4 separate regions of the Homo sapiens genome follow, and all the other regions are linked to region 1. The links are chromatin contacts, found by Hi-C or POLR2A ChIA-PET in ENCODE. All regions are on one chromosome and are shown on one strand. Each heading gives the region's core, a stretch centred on a gene start or an enhancer-like site at or near the end of the contact. The rest is flanking DNA. Distances are from core to core; before and after follow the strand shown. Region 1 overlaps RAD51B (RAD51 paralog B). Region 2 has its middle 180 kb from the start of RAD51B-AS1. Region 3 overlaps RAD51B (RAD51 paralog B). Region 4 has its middle 200 kb from the start of RAD51B-AS1.

Region 1 (6,038 bases), core at 1,423-3,922:
ATAGTAATGGTAATTAAGAAAGTTGTGTTGTGCCTGCTGGGCCTCACTAAAAGCAATGACCCAGCCTGTGGCTACTGGCATCATTTTGACTGCTGAGACATGCTTTCTTTTGGAGAGAAGTCCAAACCAAATCTTTGCCCACTTTGAAAGCCAAGATATTCTCATTCCTTTCAGCCACAGAAAGGGCTGGTTTTTCTAACAGGATCATGTCCGTGTGACCTTCTGATGTATCAACTTGTTTTCTATGCAGTATATAAACAATAAAGGGTTTAATTTTAGTTGCTTTTCTTCACAGAGTCATGGAATATTACAAATGTTAGAAGCTAGAGAGGATCTTTGAGGTTATCTGCTTTAAGCCCCTTGCTTTCCACAGGAAAACACCAAGGCTCAGAGAGATAAAATGTGTCCATGCTGGACACAGCTGGAAAATGATAGAGCTTGAACTCAGGTTAACTGACCCTCCATGCAGGTCTGTGGCTGCACCATACATTACAGCATCTCTATTCAACAGTAAAACTCATTGGGGTTATATATTATACCCTAGTGGATATTACATCTGTGGGATGACAAGCTGCATTATGATAGAGTTGCACTGTGCTCAGCAGCAGTTGAGTAGCCAGCACCCACAGGCAACCTCTATGGGCAATCTGAAAGTGAAATCTTTACTGAATTGAATGGAATCTGTGGAGATCTTCGATAGTCTTCCCTTGAGGTGAAATCTTGTTTTGTTGAGTGGTTTAAGATGTTTTCTAGGGTGTAGCACTTTGCAGAAGTGCTTTCCTCTTTCATGATAGGTGACCCAGTTTGGAGATCAGGAAGATTTTGTCATCCTTCACATTGCAAGACTTGAAGACTTGCAACTCAAAATGGTATATTTTTTTCTTTTCTTCCAATAGAGAACAATTCCACTCTAGCACTCAAGTATCTAATACTTTTGGGACATGTTGAAACTGTTTCCATTTCATCTGATTTCACTCAGCAATTATTTATAGAACTCTCTGTGAGGTAGGCACCATGCTAAGTATCCTGAGGCTGACAAAGACATCCTTTCTAAGTTGAGGCAGTGACAGAGGGCACAGCAGCCATTGCTAATTGTCCTTGCTGCAGCCTTGTTGGGTGACACCTCTGGCTTCCAGGGCCTCATATTTTCACAGCTTCACTGATAACTCTCTGAGAGGAATTGTCCCTCCCACTAAGATTCCCTTCTAGAAGATGAGTTTTTCCATGAGCATTTTAAAATTTTCTTTGTTGCCTTGTTCATTTTTTTTTCCAACATTTAAAAGAGCAGAAGTGAGGGCGAAGAGAAAGGAGAATATTTAGATCTGAAAAATGCACCAGTCCACTTTTAATCTACTTTTGGGAAGATGATTGTAAGATATTCTGTACCCACTTAGGGATCTCCTGCCCTTCGGATACACATGCCTTAACTACCATCTTGCTAGAATAGAAGGTCCTGTGTTTAGGCATCAAAGAAAGGAATTGCACTGAGAAATTTTAGTGATAATTCTTTTATTGTAATCGTGATTTTCTTCCTCCTGCTAATCTTTTTAAGTGGTATTAAAGGAAGCTTCTTGCCAGGCAGTAATATTCCTCCATGAGCACACGATCTTTTTCCTTATTTGGCACTGGAATTTCATCAGGCTGTATTAGTCTGAGCGAAACATACTCTAGGAATACCTTTTTTTTTTTTTTTTGAGACAGAGTCTTACTCTGTCACCCAGGCTGGAGTGCAGTGGCGCCATCTCAGCTCACTGCAACCTCCGCCACCCGGGTTCAAGTGATTTTCCTGCCTCAGCCTCCTGAGGAGCTAGGACAACAGGCGTACGCCACCATGCCCAGCTAATTTTTGTATTTTTAGTAGAGACAGGATTTCACCATGTTGGCCAGGCTGGTCTCTAACTCCTGACCTGAGGTAATCACCTGCCTCAGCCTCCCAAAGTGCTAGGATTACAGGTGTGAGCCACCGCACCCAGCCAGGAATATCTTTAGAATAGTTCTATAGTTAGGAACGTTGAGACCAGGTAACAAGGGATTTATTCAATGGGATGACAATTTTTATACACCATGCCTGAAGCAAATAAAGGTGATCAGTATTTATATTGCAGTATTCAAATACTCTGGAGCCAAATAGATAGGACTACCTTAAAAATGTTCTTGTACATGTGGGTTTGATCTTAAAGATATTAGGGATGGTAACATACCATTCTATGTATATACATGACCAGGCCTTAGGTTACTTAAGGGTGATGGAATGACCATTGTGTGTGTCTTGTGTCTTGGTGGCCTTCAGTGAATTCTGCATGAGCTCTAGTAGTAACTGCCACTGCTGTAGTATCATGGAAAAAACACTGAACTTAAAATAGTTTTCTTACCTGTAACAAAATGGACAACAATCTCACAGAGTTTGTGTGAGAATTAAAGGAGAAAATACTTGGGAAGAAGTGCTTTGAAATCTCCATTGCACTCTGCAAAAGCAAGGAAATGCGCTTGTGATCAGTATCATGTTGACGTGGAGTGAGTTACTCCCCAGCTGTTCACGATATGGTCGCCCACAAAGAGCAAGTAGGTCACTTCACCAAACAGAATTCTGTATGTATTACAGAAACTCCCAGGCTGAGTCACCAAGTAAAATGAAGGGCAGTGTGCTCTATTTAAAATGTTCATTTCATTTTCGCATTCCATTCTTTACTAACAGAATGGTTTCACTTCATTTCCAGTCACTTTCATTTTCAGGTTGTCAAGCTTCACTTAGTGTCAGTTGTGTTCCCACACTCAAACATGTGCCTTGTCTTCCTTGATCTTCTCTCTGAGGATGTTTCTCTGACTAATGTGCTGTGGTCAGAACAAGAGCATTGCCACATGGTGCATTTCCTAGGTAGGCATGTCTAAAATCATTAAGTGGCCTAGCTCAGAACATTCTTTGTGACCCTTTCCCCTCCCCACCCAGTGCCTAGTGACTGATTTATCTGAATATAAGGCTACTTCCACTTTTAGTTCAAGGGCCTTGCTCCCTGCCTGCAAGAATCTCTCTAATCACATTGCCCTCCCTCCACCCGCTTTCCCCATTGAAACCAATGTTTGGAGAAGATAGAAGAATGAAAAGAACATCTCAGGTCCTGTTTTTGTACCACCTTCACTATTGTAGCACCTCTTTTGTGTTGCCAACTGAATATGGTATACATGGCTTTAAGGGGGAAAAAAGAAAAATAAAACATAAGAAAGTAGGAGAGCTCCTAGCTTTCTTAAATGAATTAAAGGCCTTAGGCCAGAGTGAATTATATTATAGATTGTAGACTAGATATGGTGGGGAAGGTTACTCAACAACTTGGTTGGGAAATAAATTAATATATAAAACCATCAGATATCAGAGCATAGTTGTGGAAAGTCACCTAAGGAAAGTCATTGTCTCTAGGCCAAAGACTGGCCTAGACGTAAGTAATGCACCAGTGTGTCAGAAAGGGGGTTGGTCGACATCAGAAGCACCCAGAGGCAAACACTGGTTGTGCCCTGTACCCACAGTAACTGTCCATAGAAATGTGAATGTTGGTAGTCTTCAAAGTTTCAGTGTCACTGGCAAGTCCTTCTTTGTTGGAAATTCAATTTAACATTCAAGTTCTATAGCAAATGCCTCCTATTATGATGTCTTGTGTTTACAGTTTGCCTCTGTAAGTAGAACCCTCTAAAGGGAAAAATGCTCTGGTCAGATTGTTATGGTCTGTATGACAGATACATAACTGTTGTAAATCAACACATTGGCATTCTCGTTTGCTCCACCAGTTTGTTGTGAACTTCGTCAGGGGAAGGCATCATGCCTAAGTCTATTCAACTCTGGGATACTGACAAGGTCAAATTTCTGTGCCTGCAAGGCTGGGACTGGACCCAAGCTGTACAGTTCATACAATGAAATAGTGCCATTTAGTAAAAAAGGGAGATAATATGGCACTTGGTTGGAAGTTTGGCTCTAGAATCTGATTGAACTGGGTTTGAATACTAGGTCAGCCACTTACATGCTGTATGACCTAAGACCCCGCTCTAAAAAGGATATTATCTTTACACTGACCTCAGAGGGCTGTTTTGAGAATTAAATTAGACAATCCATGTAAAATACTTGACTCAGAGCCTTACATAGAGCTGTTAGCAGCAGCAACAACAGCAGCACCAGCAGCAAGGTAAATACCACCATGTGTGTCCTTTGGGTGGTCAGCAGTTTGCTGAACAATTTGGACTGGTTTAGAACCCTCCTAACTCACTACTGGGGACTTTCCATTGGAACCACAGCACTGGGTAGTGACAGAATTTGCCAGTGTAATCACATCATTTATGAGAAATGATAGCAATAGGGTTTGGTGTCATAGTAATGGAAAATGGCACTGGACACTATCCTAATTTTGAAGAAATGGAGTGAAGAAGAAGACATGTTCCAGAATGCACAGGACATTGATCTTCAGCAAATTTTTAGAGTGGATTACTGAATGATTACGTGTGAGAAAAATGTGATTATTAGGAGTCAATATGAGCTCATTGAAAACAAAACATTCCTATTTCTAACATCCTTAAAGTCTTTCACAGTTCATCTTATTGGTTATGGAAATGTCAAGGGATAGATTTTTATTTCTGGGAGGAGTTTGGCTAAGATTTTTATGATACTCTTGTTGTCTTGTTGAGGTTAAGTAGATTCATAGCTGGTTGAACAAATGTCCACTGGCAGTTTTGACCTGATGGATGGACTAATGTCCATCTGGAGAGGGGTCCTCAGGGTAAGCCTCAGGAACCTGTCTAGTGATGCTGTTCTATCCAATTTTCTCATTAAAAATTTCTGACGAAAGCACAAATAATGTGCTTTTGCAACAAGTGAGATAGGATTTTTTAAAGATCTGTGTAGGTTGATGGGCGGATTTGCTAATAACAACCATATGTAGCATTTATTGAGTACTTACTGTGTGCCAGGCAAAATGCTAAATGTGTTGTATGACTTCTCTCATTTAATCCTCACAGTGACCCTCTGAGGTGTATACTAGTAATATTCCATTCTATAGATAGATGTAGAGGCACAGATATGCTAAGTCATTTACCCAAGTCCCACAGCCAATAAGAGGCACAGATGGCAGAGGACCATTTGTCTATCACCAAAGCCCATGCTCATAACTGTATTATGCTACTAGAACCAGTGAGTCAGAATTTTACACAGATTAATGTAAAGTCCTAAGCTAAGGTTAACAAAATAGTATGTTAAGTCTTGAAGGAGGAAGCTTAGGTTGATAGCAAGTAATAAGGAAAAGATTTAGGGACATTAGTTGGTGGGAAACTCAATGTGATTCAATACTAACGTATACCTACTTTTAAAAAAGAACAACTAATAGGAGGGTGCATTATTAGAATATAGCATCATGGATCATGGTGGCAGTAGTTCTTCTCTAAGAGTCCATGTCCAGAGTACTAGGTCAGGTCTGTCATTAAGGGGGTCCTTGACCATTATAATCAGGAGAATAAGAGGTCTGGATTTACATCCTAAGAGGAAAAACGGTGAACTAATGTCAGGCTGGAAAAGAGAAAAACCAAAGAGGAATATGAAGACAACCTTCAAATATTAACATAGTTACATGATGAGAAAGAGTAGATGCCATTGGTGTCTAAGAGAGTAAAAAAATCACTTCTCATTCCCTGTTGAGAAATGGACTCTGGCATCAGGTTGATGGAGAACAAAATGTCAGCTTTATTCCAGTAAAACCATATTAGAGAATGTGGCCTGATCTGTGGCTACAATCAGGCCTTTTATACCCTTCCCTAGTTAAACACACTCTCAGAGTCAGGTAAGGCCCTGGACAACTGTTGTTTGCAGGAGGAGGGCAGTTCCTGTGTGAAGGAGAAGGAGAAAGTGTGCATCCTGAAGCCAGGGGTGCACCTGACTTCTCGACTGTGAATGAGAGAGGAGGAAACCTAGTTCATATCTGCACAAAAATTCTTTTTGGTATCCTTGAAGTGGGCTGAAACAAAAAAGATCAAAATGTTACTCTAGCAGGAGGCCACTCATGGAAACC
Region 2 (5,192 bases), core at 536-3,035, 300 kb after region 1:
TGTGATAACAGTTTTCAACCTGGGATCCAAGGAACCCCACGGAGATTCCCTGAAGTATAGATGGAGGGAGCACGAGGATGGAGCAGGAGCAGATGGGGACACCCCATGCCCGCACACACACAGCTAATTCATCCCTGTAACCAGAGAGACTGTTTTGATCAGTTTTGTACACTGGGCTTTCTAGTAAGATTTTATTTGAAGAAAGGACTCTGCCACAGAGGTGAGTGGGGTAGTTTGCAAGCAATGGCTGCAGACAAAGTACATGTATTTCTAGCCAGTCCCTTGCCACAGTTCAGTGGGGCACAGTGAGAAATCTGTCAGCTGCCCGCTCTGTCCAGATCCACACAGTAAGAACTCTGGGTTTGTTAGTGTCTTAGATGCATTAAGTCCCATCTGGCTCTTAGAAATAACAAATGAACTTGTAGATTAGCCAATCTTTTTTTTTTTTTTTTTTTTTTGAGACGGAGTCTCGCTCCGTTGCCCAGGCTGGAGGGCAGTGGCATGATCTCGGCTCACTGCAACCTCTACCTCTCTGGTTCAAGCAATTCCCCTGCCTCAGCCTCCCGAGTAGCTGGGATTACAGGCATGCACCACCATGCCTGGCCAACTTTTTTGTATTTTTAATAGAGATGGGGTTTCACCATGTTGGCCAGACTGGTCTCGAACTCCCAACCTCAGGAAATCCGCCCGCCTCGGCCTCCCAAAGTGTTGGGATTACAGGCGTGAGCGACCGCGCCCAGCCAGATTAGCCAATCTTATTGTCAGTGCAAAGACAGTATCCACTTTGCATATGTACTGCTGAGGGAATCATTAGAACATTCACTGCTGCTGAGGGTCAGGTGGGGAATTCTTTATATACCAGCTTTTCTTGTGGGCCAAAATCCCTAGAGGGATAGTGGCCACTTGGGGTCCATTTTTATCTCCTTCAGTTTCTACCCAAATGTGTCTTTGCTTATGTGGCTGGGGCCTGCCACTCAGGCTTTCAGGACACAGTGTGCCCCCAGGCAGCCTGGGCCTAGAACAGTTGTAGTAATAAGAGGTGACAAAGCAGGACCTTGAGACAGAACTTCCAGAAATTCTTTAGCTGAGCCTCCGTCCTCCCAGCCAGGTTTCAGACAGGATGACACATAAAGAAATCTCTGAACAATCCAGAGCAGTGCACATTAGCGAGTGAAGCTCAGGCAGGAAATGGGAAGGAATGCCTTTGTCTCTGCTTTCCACCCTGCCACCCATAGCTCATTCTCAAAAGCCACCTCCCCAACACTCAGGCTCGGGGTAAATGCTACAAAACGTGGTGGAAACCTCTCACGACCTCCTCTCTGTTGCATGAACGCCTGTTAGAGGCGAAGGAAAACAATGGCAAACAGACCCAGGCCTGTCACAGCTGTACTGGGGCCAGCTGGAATGTGGCTGTGCGTGCGCGTGCATGTGTGCGTGCACGCCGGTGCACACGTGGGAATATAAACATCCTTGGCTCCCCAGCTCCTGTGTGCTGGATCGTGCTGAGTGGGCGCAAAGTTCTGCATGTGTCCGAGGCAGGGAGGGGCAGCACCAGCACACCTAGGCGCTCTCATTTATACATTGAAAGGCGGGTGGGGGGGACAAAGGAGAAGGTTTGGGAATGGCTGGCTGTGTGCCCGTGTATGTATGGGCACATCTCATTGTTGATATGTCTTGGGGGAAATTGAGGGAAATTTTGTGCTTGGGTATGTGTGCACACATGGTAGGCGCCCACACTCAAGTGTGCAGAGGGGGAAGCTGAAAGAAAGTTTCGAGATTCTGTGAACATTCTCAGTTAGAAAAAAATCTGGCAACTCCCCATACCACAGGTGGGTACACATTCAATGCTTGTGAAGTTCATTTCCTGTACTAGTTACCAGCCCTTGTTTATACAGGACACAAGATGTGCTTGGTAGCAAAAGCTCTAGGTCTCCGGGGTGAGTTGAGGGAGAGTGTGTATGTGGAGGGGGTGGGGAGGGAGTGTGGGCATCACCGCACAGGTGCTCTTGAAGTACACATGAAATCAATTTTCAATATTAATCCATAATTCCACTCATATATGTTCAGAGGGGAGAGAAAGTAGAGCTCTAATTTTAGAATGACCCCCTCCTTCATTGCTCCAGTGCTGTTTTAGCACCCAATCTGCTCGGGCCAGTGGCAGCTCGGGTGTCCTCGTGTGTGTTTATGGGTTTGAAACGCATCTGGCTTGTTCTTCTTTGAGCTTTACTTTGTGAGCCCAGCCCCAGGAAGTGTTTATGAGCTTTTTCACTTTGCTTTATTCTGGCTCAGCTTTGTTTGGTAGCACAGAAGGGTAGAGTTTGACATAAATACTCTGTTCTTTGTGTGAGGGCTTCAGATTGCAGAGGGTCCTAGGACTGGCATTCCATAGGAAAGTTGAGGAGTTTGACCCAACCCCATGATCACACACCTGTAAGCGAACATTCTGCACACCTCAATATGAGAAGAAACTGCACTCTCTAAACAAACTCCTGGGCACGTGACCTCCTCAGAGTCTACTTGCCAGTTTGTTCATCCAGATGGTGACCAGCTCACAATAGACACTCAGTGACTGCTAATTAACCATGGAATATTCCATTCCACTGCATTACCAAAGTGCCAGCATCACTCCTCAGCATAGCTCAGGACCTTGTCCAATCAGCTGTCTTGAACACCCACTTTGATCCACGGTTCACGTTCATGTTATAGTCATGAGCCCCTGCTCCTCCGCCAGTCTAGACTCAAGGAAGCAGTGGCACAAATCTCCTGGCTGTTGGGTTCCATGGAGCAGAGAGCCTGAACCCACCCGGAAACCAAGTCTAGACAAAACAGAGCTTTGAGGTTTACACCCACAACCTTTGTACCGTCGGAAGCAGAGGGTGCCAGGGGATCCACTACACGCTCCCTGGGAAGCAGAAGCCAGAGGTGTCGTGCTATTTCTCCATCTGGCCAAGGGTTTAACCCTGCTGAAGACTATTTCTGAGGGGAGTCTCCATGATGAGGGGACCCAAAGATGCTGATGGGGTCATTTCCCAGGCTCTGTTCTGGTCCAGTGCAGGGCTCCAGTTGTTGATGGTGATGGAAGTTTGCTTTATACTTGGTCCCTGCTTGGTTGGAGTCCTCTGCCACCCTCTGGCAATTCACAACATCTAGTCACTTGGAGACCTCTGAACAATAGCAGGACTCTAAAGACTGGGACCCATGGCTCCTCAGTGAATTCTGAAACTGCTTTGAGGTGCTGCCTAAAGTTCAAGGAGAAGCTTACCAAGGAACGGGGACCTGGGGACAGCAATGGAAATAGAGACAGTGAGGTACAGGCCACTCGCTATCCTTTGTAGGAACTTTCAGCTCCTGTTAGCTAGAGACCGTTGCAGAGTCAACATTCTACGCAAGCCAGCGTGGCACCCTGCTTGTCTATGATTCTATTCAAGGCCCAGACATAACCAGCCTTCATGGGCTTCCAGACCACTGAGATTGCAGCCTGGGGTGACCTCCTACCCTGTCTGGAAGGGTCTCCACCCCAGGCCTGGTCCTGCAGGAAATGGTTCCCGTGGGGAGAACTCCTACTGCTCCAAGGCAGCAGCTTCCTTGGTGTCATCAGTTTACCTGCCAGTCTCATCTCTGAGAGGGTACCAGTTTCTTTGGCTTCCCCGCCTGTCCCCAGAATGATTCCAACACTTTTTTAGCCCCTGAAAGCCTTGGAAGGGTGCCCACTTGCATTTCTAGTGAATAGCATTTCCACTGGAGGCCCTTCACCCAGGGTTCCCTACAAAGGGGTTTGCTTTTAGGGAAGGGCAAGGTGACCCTGCTTTGTCCTCCTGAAGCACCACTTGTGGCTCTCCATCACTGTGCCTGCCATGCAATCATAATCCTCCCCTTTCTGTCTCTGCCCCGCTAGCCTAGAAGTGCCTGAAGGCAAGAGCTGTCTTAGAGGCACACTGGGAAAATAGGGGGCCCTGGGTCCTGATTGAGTGAGGGCCCAGCTAGGGCCAGAGGGCCTGGGCTCACCAGCCACTGGGCCTGGATAAAGGTGGTTTTCAAGGGGTGAGTGTAGTCTGGCCTGTCTGATTCTCATCCCCACTCTCTGATAGTGCTATGTTTTTCACCTTGAAAATGAAGACATACTACCCTGAGCCCTTCACTGGGTTGTCAAGTGGTCGTGTGGCACACGTAAGGGAGCATTGCCATGTTAAAGCTCCCCAGCTCCCTTCATTATGGCCATCCCATGGACAGAGGACCATGCTGTGACTCAGAGGCCCAGCTCTTCCTAGCTGTGCTGTTCCCTGAGTGAACTTCAGTGAGTTGCTTTATCTCAGTGACTCTGTTTCATCTGTGAAATGGGACTGTCGGGTTGTCAGGGCAAGTACTTGGAACCTTCACTGAGTGGTATGGTTGTGGGCATTCCTTCTTATTGTCATTGCTTAAATAAGCATGAAGATACTTTCCTGAAGAATGATGTTTGGAAGGAAGGAACCTAGACTTTGGTATGGGGTGGGAATGGAGTAAATCCTAAATCCATCCCTTGTTAACAGGCTTGTAAGTGGAATTCTTGCCTAGCGAGATCTAGGATAGTTCTCTAGCTCAGGAGTCAGCAAATGTTTACTGTAAAGGGGCAGATAGTGACTATTTTTGGCCTTGCAGGCCACAGGGTCTCTACCACAACTGCAAGGCAGCCATGGACAATACATAAACAAATGGACATGGCCTTGTTCCAGGAGGACTTTATTTACATCGGGCTGCAGGCCGGATTTGACCAGTCGGCCATGGTTTGCTTACCCCTGCTTTAGCTTATGGGGGGTGCCCCGCAAGCACTTGGGAAATTAATTTGTTGAAGATAGGTGAGTAGAGGCCTCTGATAGTCCAGATCCTCGGTTTTAGCTCTGTTTACACAGGACCAGGTTCTGTGTTCTTGCCACTGAGTCACAGCTGCAAGACCCTCACCTCCCCCTAGCCCCACTCCCCCAGCTTTGAGTGATCCCAGGCTCCTTCAAGCCCACTGCTGAGTGGGGAGCAGTTTCTGTGCCTTCCAGGATCTGTCTCCCCTACTGCCACTCCCCATCCAGGGCTTTTTCCCTCCATCCTGAGTTTGTGGGACACACAATTTGTAATCTCCTTAAAACTGAAGAAGTGAGGTCTCTGATTCATGCAGATTAAAATCAGCTGCAACCTATTAATGGCCCAGGGCCCAAGACAGA
Region 3 (5,251 bases), core at 706-3,205, 280 kb before region 1:
TCCTGCTTTTGGATTTTCTTTCATAGGAGATGTATCAATGGTGCTAGTTGGGTGGGCTCTTTGGCTTTGATTCTGGGTGCATTCAGTTGTGTAGTCTCTGTATTATTTCTTTAGCTATAAACAATATCTGTGTTATCTGTGATTTCCTCCATGGTTTATGGTGTGGTTATTAGTGGAGCTTATAGTGAAGTTTGGTGGGACAGGGATGCTAGGCAGGCCACTTTTTGGGCCCTATTGGTGGTAGCGGTGGGCTGATCATACTTGTTCTTAGGCCCCAGCACAGTGTGCAGTGGCACTAGTTTTAGTGGGACCAAGAGGTTCAATTCTTGGCTCCCCAGGTGGCTTGCTCAGATGCTGAGGTGGTGGTGGCAGAGGTGGGGTGGGCAGGTGAGCAAGTTCTCATGTCCCTGGGAATTTGGTATGGTGTGGGTAGTGGCAGCAGCAGTGAGGAGAAGACCCTCTGGGTCCCAAGCAGTATGTGCTAATGTTGATGGTGGCTGTGATGCAGGGTCACTATCCACAGCCCCAGACACACAGCTCTTAGACTTGTCCACTCTTGGCAGCAACAGTACTGTACTGCTATGCCAAGGAGGGGAGGGGCCCCATGTTCACGTATGAGTCTAAGCATGGAGGCCACACCACCAGTGGGGGCACAGTTACTACTTACAGCCCCAGACAGGCAGCTCCTCCGGCTTGTCCACCCTGGCCCCTGGCAATAGCAGCAGTGGCAGCGGCTGTAGTGGTGTGCAGAGGAGGAGAGAGGCTCCTGTTGTATATGTGTAAACCTGAGCACAGAGACCACTCCATTGGTGCAGGCAGGGTCACTGCTTCCAGCTCCAGACAGCTATTATGCTTACCCATCTGGGTTCCTAGTGACAGCTACTGCTATGGCAATATGCAGAGAAGGGGAGGAGATCTTTCCACTTGTGAGCTTGAGCACAGAATTTGTGCTGCCTTTCCGGTAGAATGCACCTTTGGTACACTGTAACTTTTTGGTACACTGCACCATTCCCTGAGGAGTAGTGTTTTCCATGGGCTAGAATACTGGGGACCCTGGAGCACCTTTGGGTCCAGCCAGTGCTATGCTGCTGTAGCCATTTGAGTCAACACTGGGGTTGTTAGTGGGAGATCCCAGAATGTGGAGATATGGGGCCTCTGATTTCCAGGTCAGGATGCAGTCCTATGACAGCTGTGCTCTCACAGTAGTGCTCTGCAGTAGCAGCTTAGGCCTTGGGGGTGTGACTGACCCAGCATGAGTTCCTTGTCTGGTGCAATGCCCTTGTGGGTCTCCAGATCACCACCCTTGCTAGTATCAGGGTTTGTGTGGGTAGAGGAGCTCTCCCATGGTTTGGATTGCTGCAGTCCACAGTGGGGACATGGATTGTTAAGGTTCTCTCACTTACCCTTCCCTATGATAATGAGTCCCTTGGGGCTCATAGCTGATCTTGGCTGAGTTGGTCACTTGCTTCCTTCTCCTTCTTTGCCTCAGGTGTTTCCTGTGACTAGATCCTGTTGGACACTAGTGTTCTCTTCTAGATGTTCTATTATAGGTGTGATTATTTTGGTTATATATTAGTAATTTTGGTTCTTTCTGGAGAGGGTGAGTGTCCAATCTCTCTAGTTAGCCACCTTGAATACATCTCTGCTGAGGAGTTCAGGAAGAGCAGAAGCTACCTCTATGCTCCTGCTGAGTCAGGCAATGCCTATACCTTTAATTCTACCAGAATTGAAGTAACAAATTTGTCTACTTTAGGGCAATAAATAAAGTCAATATACACCTGACTACAAAGCTTCGTAGACTATCAACATCAGTTACTTCTGACAGCTTGGTTGTAGATGTGAAAGGAAATGGGTTCATTGTATCTGATGCTGCCGTTAGACCAAGCTGGCACCACAGAAGACCTGGAATTTGTTAATACTGCTTAACTTTCATGTTTCCTGGTACAATCAGGATGAAGGGAACTGTAACCACTAGGTGGCATCTTTTAATTAGAAAACTGTGAATACTCCATTGCTCACTAGGATCCTTGTGGCCTACTTAGCAAAGCAATTGCCTGTGAGAGCAGCTGGTGGCAGTCTTTAAGATGCAGATTTCAAATAGGAGAGAAAGGAAGAGATAAAGATAAAAAGAGAGGAAAGAAGTGGGAGGGCAAGAGAAGAGAAAAGGAGAAAGTAAACAGGCGTACTGTGAAGGAAGTAGTAAAATGCCATCAGTAATTAGCTCAGGAAAGTGGTATTTATGGCATTTGTTGCTTACCATTGTTTCATTTCTTTATTTATTTGACACGTATTTAATGGGAATTAGGAATTCTGGCTGAGGATACGAGATGCTGTTTCTACCCTCAGAGAGTTGATAGCTAAAGGGAGTTTAAAATATCTCAACTTAAAATCTTGACCCCCTTCCTGTAGAGTATGTTAAATAATACATGAAATAATACCTTTTATTTTTAGTTTTATTTGTTTCGTATTCTCTATTTCATTCCCCTATCAGAGAAAAGAGTTTCTGGAGTACTCTAGTTGACATACTTTGAAAATTAGCCCCTTGAGGGCAGGGAGTGTATATTATTGAGGAATCTGGAGCATGTTGTTCCATCCCTGACTCTTATTGATGGGGGGGAATGTCCATACGTTGAACGAATGGTAGGATCAGATGAGAAACCTCAGCAAGGTGTCTCCTGGTTATAGTCTACAGCCTTCCTGGCTCTTTGTAGAATTTAGGCTTCTGACTTTGAATGCTTTCCTGACAGCACCATACTCTCCTCTGCTATATAGCACACTATCATATTGCCTGTTTACGAGGCATTTGTGTTTCTCCACAGTGATGAATTCTTTTATGGTAGGGTCTGTTTCTAATTTAATTTATTTATGTAGTTTCAGTGTTTAGCAGGTGGTGAGTGCTCAATAAATTTTGGTTAAATGAATGAATAAATCTGACTAATTATAGTGTACTTGGTATAAGATAAATTTGTATAGGAATCCTTTTGGAGAGAGTTAATTTTTGGATATGCCAGAAAGACCATCCTTTAAGATTTTTTTTACATATGTGAGGATGATTAGGCAATTACTTTGAGTGTAAGATATGGTGCACTTTCAAAGATAACCAGAAGATATACCAGTTGTATGCTAGAGATGGATTTGTAGTGCCAATTCTACAAATACAACTCTTAAAAAAGTTTTTTTTTCAGAGACAGTCTTGCTCTCTTGCCCAAATGGGAGTTCAATGGCTCGATTATAGCTCACTGCAGCTTTCACCTCCTGGGGTTGGGTGATTTTCCTGCCTCAGCATCCCATGTAGCTAGGACTACAGGCACATACCATCAGGCCATGCTGATTTTAAAATTTTTTTGTAGAGATGGGGATCTTGCTGTGTTGCCCAGGCTAGTTATAAATCCCTGGCCTCAAGGGATCCTCCTGCTTTGGCCTCCCAAAGTGTTGGGATTAGAAGTGTGAGCCACTGCCCCTGGCCAACTCTTTTAAATTTTAAAGTGGATTCTGTTGCGTTGTCTTAGATAAGTAGCCCAGCTGCAGTCTTCTTGTTTCTTTTTTCTAAAATAATAGGCACTGATGACATCTATTATTTGCTCCTTCAGGATCTAGGGCCTGCCGAGGACTTCATCTTATAAAGATGAGTATGAGAACTGAGACAAGGTCAAGTAGAGTAGTAAAAGGTGGGCAGAGAGGGATTTCACTATGGCGGAATTCTATTATACCAGAGGATAATGTCAGTAGGCCAACGTCTGTTTGTTGAATGCCAGAACTTTCATATTCAAGAATATATATTAGAAAATAGATGTCATTTTATTAATAGACCTTTTTAGAAAGGTCTATCTTATAAAGGACACATTATAAAAAGCCTTCAAAAAACAAAAATTTTAACAGCTTTTTGAGATATAATTTACATACCATACAATTCACCCTTTTAAGGTACACAATATAGGGTTCTTTTTTTAGCATATTGACAGATTGTGCAACGATCACCACAGTCTAATTCCAAAACATTTCACCACCCCAAGAAGAAACCCTGTACCCAGTAGCAGCCACTCTCTCACTCTGCATTTCCACCTTCCCCAAGCCCTTGGAAATCTCTATTTGCTATCTCTATAGATTTGCCTGTTATGGACATTTCATGAAAGTGGAGTCATATAATGTGTGTTCTTTTGTGACTGGCTTCTTTCATATAGCATAAAGTTTTCAAAATTAGTGTTGCAGCATGTTATCAGTATTCTTCATTCCTTTTCATTGCCAAATAATATACTGTTGTATAGATAGAACTCATTTTGTTTATCCATTTATCAGTTGATGGACATTTGGTTTATTTTCACATTTTGGGTATTATGAATAATGCAGTAATAAGCATCCATGTACAAGCTTTTGTTTGGACATATGTTTTTATTTCTCTTGGTTATATCCCCAGGAGTAGAATTGCTGGATCATATGGCAGCTCTGTGTTTAATAATTTGAGGAACTGTGAAGCCACTTTTCCAAAGTCCTACCAGCAGCGAGCTAGGGTTCCAGTTTCTCCACATCCTCACTAATACTTGTCATCTTTTTCTTAAAAATTACAATAATCCTTGTAGTGCTTGTGAAGTGGTTATGTCATTGTGGTTTTTGTTTGCATTTTCTAATGGCTGATGATGTTGAGAATTTTCAAGTGTTTATTGACCATTTGTATATCTCTTTTGGAGAAAGTCTATTTAAATCTCTTGCCCAGTTGTAATTGGGTTGTCTTTTTATTATTGTATTTTAAAGTGCTCATTTTATATGTTGGATACAAGACCCTTAATAGATATTTGATTTTCAAATATTTTCTCCCATTCTGTCCTTTTACTTTCTTGATGGTCTTACTTGTAGCAGAAATATGTTATATACACATATATGTAAATGTAATATTTATAGCATAATGAAATAAAGTAGTTTAGAAGGATTTGCAGTAGGGTGCCATGAAGGGGATAACAGTTGTCTTTTATTGAAATTCAAAGCTGAGCCCTAAATCCATATGTAATACAATTATGGGAAGCCAAAAAAGAACAGAAGCTGCTCAGAGTGAAACATAATGTCCTACAGCACATGACACACCTTCTTCCTGTCTTTGTGATATCCCAGTTACAAGCTAGTTAGAGAAATGATAGGGATTGGGGTAGTGAGAAAAGAATAGTTGTTTCCTTTGGTGTCTCAGGTAAGATATACTGTTAGAGATATAGCTAGAAATAAAACCAACCGGTTCTAGCAGAGATGACGATAATTCTACTTT
Region 4 (5,807 bases), core at 427-2,926, 270 kb after region 1:
TAAGGATTAGGTAATGGGAGAAAAGTGAGTGAAGGCAAGGAGAAGTGCAAAATATCTGATTCTAGCCTAAAAACTGGTCTTGGAACCATTTGGAAGGGTCATTTTTTCCATGTTTTATTTTCAATATCATCACCATCACTTTTATCCTGTGGCTGTGAAAGGACTTTCTTCATTCCACTCCAGAATTCAAAGAGGCTTCTTTTGCACAAATGGAGGGAAGGCACTCATCACACTTCTCAGCCAAACATCCTAAGTGTGAGAGAAAACACACTGCCTACTTCTGAATTTCGGTGAGGGCAGGGTTCAGATGGAACACATATTTTCCAAAACTCCAAATAGATCTGGGAGGAGAGGAAACCATTAAATCACTAGACATAAGTCAGGACACATTTGGTTTTGTTCCCTATCAAACAGTCCCCCCAAATCTCAGTGACTTGCAAAATCCATGCATGTCTGAGACTCTCCAGACAAGCTCTCCATGTGTGACTCAATATTGCACTTCAGTATTAACATGCACTGCCACAGTTGCCACAGTAGGGGAAGGGAAAGGTGGATGGGGGAGAGAGAGAAGAAAGTAAGAAAGAGAGAGAGATTGAGCACTGATAATTAAGTCCTTCCCTCAAAAAATGATATACATTCCTTCTACTCTCCTGGCCATGCAGCCACTCCTAACTTCCAGGAGGCAGGAAGGTACCACTTCCTCCATGTTCTGAAGGAAAGGGGAACTGGATATTGGTGAACACCTGTAATGTTTGGCATGCACAGCTATACCCAGTGGGCTTGCAAATGTTTCCTTCTTCCATATTCACGCTTGTATATACCTTTCCCTCAGATTACCTGGCATACATCAAAGATTTATGGGGTAGTGTTCAGGAAGACCAAACAGTTTTGCAGCCTATTTTAGTCCACAGGTGACCTTTTGAAATAGAGGGGTAGCCAAGAAAGACCAGTTAACTCTGGGTACTTTTCCCCTAGAGCTTTCAGACACAAGTAACTCTGGGAAGGGATAGTGGGTTCAAGGGAGCCATGGCCTGATTTCAATGACACATTCAAGATAGAACAACTAGTTTGAGTGACCCCAGACCATCATGCCTTGTGTGAAAAGACTTTTGGAAATGTGCCCTTCCATTTCCATTCTGCCGCTTGTTACCAGACATGATGCACGTTCCTTCAAAGCCCTGTGACTTTTCCAGAAAGCAGCTCTCCCTGCAAGAGAGAGAAACTTTCCCTTATTATTCTTTCAGTAATGAATTCCTGCTCTGAATGGGCTGCCTCCATGTGTTTTCAGTCAAGTGCTGATGGCAGCCTTGCCTGGGGGCATTTCCAAAGCTGAGGACATAAGAGATGAAGGAGGTCTCATATTGACAAGAGCTGCTTTTGGTTTTCCTTCCAGTTTAGCCCTCCTGAGCCTTGAAATGGGAGATAACAAATGATTCATCAGTTCTTGTTGGTGAACCAACATGACCACCACACCTCTTTGCTCCTTTCAACCAATGAAAAAATCATGTTTTAAAGCTTTCCTCAGAGAGGTTTGTGGACCTGGATTTTGGTGACTTAACAGGGATTTAACTTTCTCAGACCAAACCAGTATTTTGTAGATGCCAAGACTTCCTTTCTTCAGGTCTCAAACATAGACTTCGCGTACCCTGAGGTGATAAGAACAAAGGAGAAATTAGGTCACCCTGTTTCCTGCCTAAAACCTAATCTCAAGTACACAAGCTGCTTCCAAGTAAGCTGTGGTGGTAGGCCATGTTTGCTGAGAGCCAGCCCACTCACTCTCCCTAAAGCAAATGTCTTCAGACAATAATTCAGCTTTCAACCTACCTGCATGAAACTTGTACAAACTTTTAGTTACAGTTGGGCTATTTTCTTTCTTTTTCTTTTTTTTTTTTTTTTGAGACAGAGTTTTGCTCTGTCGCCCAGGCTGGAGTACAGTGGCGCGATCTCAGCTCACTGCAACCTCCGCCTTCCGGGTTCACGCTATTCTCCTGCCTCAGCCTCCCGAGTAGCTGGGACTACAGGCGCCCACCACCACGCCCGGCTAATTTTTTGTATTTTTAGTAGAGACGGAGTTTCACCGTGTTAGCCAGGACGGTCTTGATCTCCTGACCTCGTGATCCACCCGCCTCGGCCTCCCAAAGTGCTGGGATTACAGGCGTGAGCCACCGTGCCTGGCCCAGTTGGGCTATTTTCATTGGGAAGAGGAGTCTCAATTATCTCCGGTAAAAGGGGACACATACTGTTAAGGATATAGGTGGTGCAGAATTGGAAAGCCTTCTGGAGGGGAGGCAGCCCTGGGAATTCATTATCCTGGGGTCTCTGCTTTTCTTTACATGTCTGCCCAGGGCTACTCTCACTCTCCCAGCAGATTTTGTCCTGCATACTATAGTTTATTTACTCAAAACTTCAGTTTGCACATGGCTCACCCTGTGTTTCTCTCTTAGCCTTTCAACTTCAGTTCCCATTGGCTTTTTTCCTTGGTTAAAATTCTGAAGAGAGAATCTGATTAGCTCGGACTTATCTTAGTGTTTTGTCTCAGACAACATCATTGGTCACTGGCTAACCAAACCTTTGTTGGATAAGGAAGTCGCTGAAAACATAGCTGCCCAAGCAGCAGGAGGTGTGGGAAGGCCAGCTTTTCCTAGAGGGGCTGTGAGAGGGCAAGACAGTGATGAACTCCAGGGCATGCTTTACACCCTCTAACTGGACTACTGCAAGCATACTCATTCCCTCTTGCTTCTTGCTCATAACTGTAGACCTGGTCCCCTTACACCCTCACAGCCTAGGCATCTCTTTTCACTGCTCACCTCCAGCCCCTGACTCCAGGATCTTACTTCTCACCCTGTTAAAGTGCCCAGTCACAGAGGTATAGGACTAGTGAGTGGGAAGGAAGAGCTGTTGAGATTTATTTAAGAATATACAGAAGATTAGGGAAGGTGTGTAATGAAAAGAGGAATGAAAATAAAATCCCTCTCTCAGCTAAAGAAAATTGTGTTCCCACCATGGGACCCAGCTACCTTTCCTCCTTCCACCAGTCTTTGGAGTTACTTCCTTTTCAAAAAAAAACAGACATCAGCAGAAGCAAGAGGAGCTTCCATTGAGGAACCCTGACCAAGCAAGTGGGAAGATATTCTCTCTTCATTAACCCCCAAGGTCTTCTCTGTCCCCTGCAAGGATCCCTTGTCCCTATCCCTGATCCTTGCATTTCTCCAGCCCCCACCCTCAGGTCTTGTAAAGTCCAGATTCTTGACTAAGAAGTCCCAAATAACTTTCAAACTAAGATTTTAAAACACAAGTGAAGGACTCGGTTTGGATCAAGTTTTTGCCAATTGTGTTCTTAGTGCCCAAAGCTCTTTATTGGAAGTTATTCACAAATCTTCATGATGGTTTTTGGACGACTAGTCACGTGTGGTGTTGCCCTATTTCAAATGAGTCAGAGAAATTGTGCTTTATATGAATTCATGCATCAACCAGAGGATTAGGGGGAAAACTGAATTGTGGTAGTATGCTTTACCATTTATTCATTAGATACTATTACTTTTGTACCTCATCAGATGGCTAAAAGCCAAACCCAAACCAAATGTATTCAAATTTCAGTCTGCCCATATTATTTTTAGTGGACGTGAGTCTAGGAGTGAAGGAGAGGCTAGTCTAAATGTCTGTGTTTCCTTGCCCTTTCTTGAACTCCGGGTATGTCAAAGGTGATTAAATCATTGGTCAAACTTTGTCCTGTGACTGACACTTTTATCTAGTGACTAGAATTGCAACATTTCCCTAGGAGCCTATGATAGTTTTTCCAAACCTGCTACTGTGGGGTTCTAGTCAGTTCCTCCAGAGCACCTCCAGATCCCTGCCCATTCTATTTAGAATCGGAGGTTTAAGTCTATTGCCACTGGCTGTCCTCTGGGGCCCAGAAACCTATATGGGGTTTGTCCAGCCTCTCATCCCAGCACCATCGTCCAAACCCCACAGTCATTACCAATCTAACAGCTTGAAAGTTGATACAAAGATGAGGCAGAAGCCAGTTTGGCTTTCTCCCAGTTCTCTGTGCCCCTCCGGAGTTAATCAACAACGACCTATCTTTGTGTCAATAACATAAGCCTCTCTAACTAGAACACCTGGTGAAAAGCCGGAGGAAAGCTTAAAATGAAGCAAATTTTGCAGTGATTATTCTGACCCTCACTGTTTAAGCTGGACTCAGGATCTCCAGACAAAAACTGCTTGTTAAACCCAACCAACTAGTTGGATGAACCTTAAGCCACCTTGGGTTTTGCTAATATTTTTCATGCCCACACCTCAACTCCAAAGTCTGTAAACTTTAAGCATCAACTCCCCATTTCAAGCACACAGGGTTTAGTGAGATGGCCTGAGTTCATCTCGCTGGTAGAATTCTTTAGTGGCATCTCCTCATCCCTTTCCCACCCTCAAAGCCCATCCTGATGGTGCGGTCACACCACTGGAGAAACCATAGACCTTCTTAACTGGGATTACCAACACCTTCTCTTAGTACGTATTCACATGGCCTTGGATGTTAGGTGACTGCCTGTTCAGAGAAAGTGGGGAGGGTGAAAGGGAGTGAAAAGGCAGAGGGCACATGGACAACAGTTCCTTGCTGTATTCGTCTGCTCAGGCTGCATAAAAGAATACCACAAACTGCATGGCTTAAAGATCAGAAATGTATTTTCACACGGCTCTGGAGACTGGAAATCCGCAATCCAGGCTCCAGCAGGTTTGGTTTCTCCGGAGGCCTCTCCCCTTGTCTTGCAGGTGGACGTCATCTCTCTGTGTCCTCACATGGCTTGTTCTGTGTGTGTGAGCTCTTAGTGTCTCATTCACTTCTTATAAAGACACTAGTTCTATTGGATTAGAACTAGTATCTTCTTGCTTTTTATTTTCTGTGTATCCATTGTATGTTTTTTGGTTTGAGGTCACCATGAGGCTAGGACCTCATATTTATGACCTTGTTTAACCTTAATTACATCCTTTTGTTTTATTTTTGGTTGTTGATCATGATGTACAATTCATTACTTTTTTTTCTTTTTTTTTTTGAGTTAAGTCTCACTCTGTTGCCCAGGCTGGGGTGCAGTGGCACAATCTTGACTCACTGCAGTCTCCACCTCCCAGGTTCAAGCAATTCTCCTGCCTCAGCCTCCCGAGTAGCTGGGACTACAAGCATGTGCCACCACACCTGGTTAATTTTTGTATTTTTAGTAAAGATGGGGTTTTGCAATGTTAGCCAGGCTGGTCTTGAACTCCTGACCAGAGGTAATCTGCCTGACTGGGCCTCTCAAAGTGTTGGATTACAGGTGTGAGCCACCATGCCTGCTCATTAATTACCTTCTTTTAAAGGCCTTATCTCCAAATACAATCTCACTGGAGGTTAGCACTTCACATATGAATTTTGAGGGGACACAGCTCAGTTCATAACACCTACCATAACTGTTTTCCTCACAGAACATCCCTTATCCTCTGATCTTGCCCTTCTTATCTGATTGGGAAAAAAGTAGATGCTGGCCAAGAAATGCAAGTATGACTATGCAGTTTGAGAATTGCTAAGCTAGGTGGGGAGGGTGCATGAGACAGGAAGAATGAAAACGTGGGTGGATGGATACATGAATGGATGGTTATTACATGGAAAGACAAATGAATGAATAAATGGCTTTGGCAGTGTGTTGATGGCACCAGGACAGAAATTACGTTCTGTTTCTTTAGGGTTTGTCTTTTTTTTTTTTTTTTTTTTTTCAATAATACAGGGCTTACAAACTCAAATGTGCATGCCAGACAGGTAAAAAGAGTTGCAAAAAGAG

What was found. A loop is a pair of places that touch in the nucleus more often than their neighbours do. ChIA-PET counts read pairs that join two places held with the same protein, here RNA polymerase II (POLR2A). Pooled maps may share reads with other maps.
Region 2: a map with no recorded cell type shows a loop between it and region 1 (12-fold over the local background). The contact joins two enhancer-like sites. A Hi-C loop is called at or near these places in 2 of 37 single-sample maps with no recorded cell type and 6 of 50 pooled maps. POLR2A ChIA-PET finds 5 or more read pairs at or near these places in 2 of 52 experiments (activated B cell and naive thymus-derived CD4-positive, alpha-beta T cell).
Region 3: a pooled map shows a loop between it and region 1 (2.4-fold over the local background). The contact joins two enhancer-like sites. A Hi-C loop is called at or near these places in 2 of 168 maps with a recorded cell type or tissue (B cell and dorsolateral prefrontal cortex), 11 of 37 single-sample maps with no recorded cell type and 9 of 50 pooled maps. POLR2A ChIA-PET finds 5 or more read pairs at or near these places in 1 of 52 experiments (CD8-positive, alpha-beta T cell).
Region 4: a loop to region 1 is called in a pooled map, with 5 times the contacts of the local background. The contact joins two enhancer-like sites. A Hi-C loop is called at or near these places in 3 of 37 single-sample maps with no recorded cell type and 6 of 50 pooled maps. POLR2A ChIA-PET finds 5 or more read pairs at or near these places in 1 of 52 experiments (activated CD4-positive, alpha-beta T cell).

Annotation. Positions count from the first base shown.
Region 1 is chr14:68,208,284-68,214,321 of GRCh38, forward strand. The region is part of intron 7 of RAD51B (RAD51 paralog B); the gene reads left to right. Among named protein-coding and RNA genes, the nearest start is that of RAD51B, 390 kb to the left of the region's middle. RefSeq lists enhancers at 2,276-2,475, 2,646-2,925. Within about 2 kb of position 2,673, at least 16 of the 41 ENCODE cell types and tissues checked have a DNase peak (open chromatin) inside an H3K27ac peak, as active enhancers do.
Region 2 is chr14:68,505,111-68,510,302 of GRCh38, forward strand. It overlaps a transcript of RAD51B not described here. Among named protein-coding and RNA genes, the nearest start is that of RAD51B-AS1, 180 kb to the right of the region's middle. RefSeq lists enhancers at 288-851, 820-879, 852-1,415, 1,416-1,979, 4,577-5,192. Within about 2 kb of position 1,786, at least 20 of the 41 ENCODE cell types and tissues checked have a DNase peak (open chromatin) inside an H3K27ac peak, as active enhancers do.
Region 3 is chr14:67,932,201-67,937,451 of GRCh38, forward strand. The region is part of intron 7 of RAD51B (RAD51 paralog B); the gene reads left to right. Among named protein-coding and RNA genes, the nearest start is that of RAD51B, 120 kb to the left of the region's middle. Within about 2 kb of position 1,956, at least 10 of the 41 ENCODE cell types and tissues checked have a DNase peak (open chromatin) inside an H3K27ac peak, as active enhancers do.
Region 4 is chr14:68,482,480-68,488,286 of GRCh38, forward strand. It overlaps a transcript of RAD51B not described here. Among named protein-coding and RNA genes, the nearest start is that of RAD51B-AS1, 200 kb to the right of the region's middle. Within about 2 kb of position 1,677, at least 8 of the 41 ENCODE cell types and tissues checked have a DNase peak (open chromatin) inside an H3K27ac peak, as active enhancers do.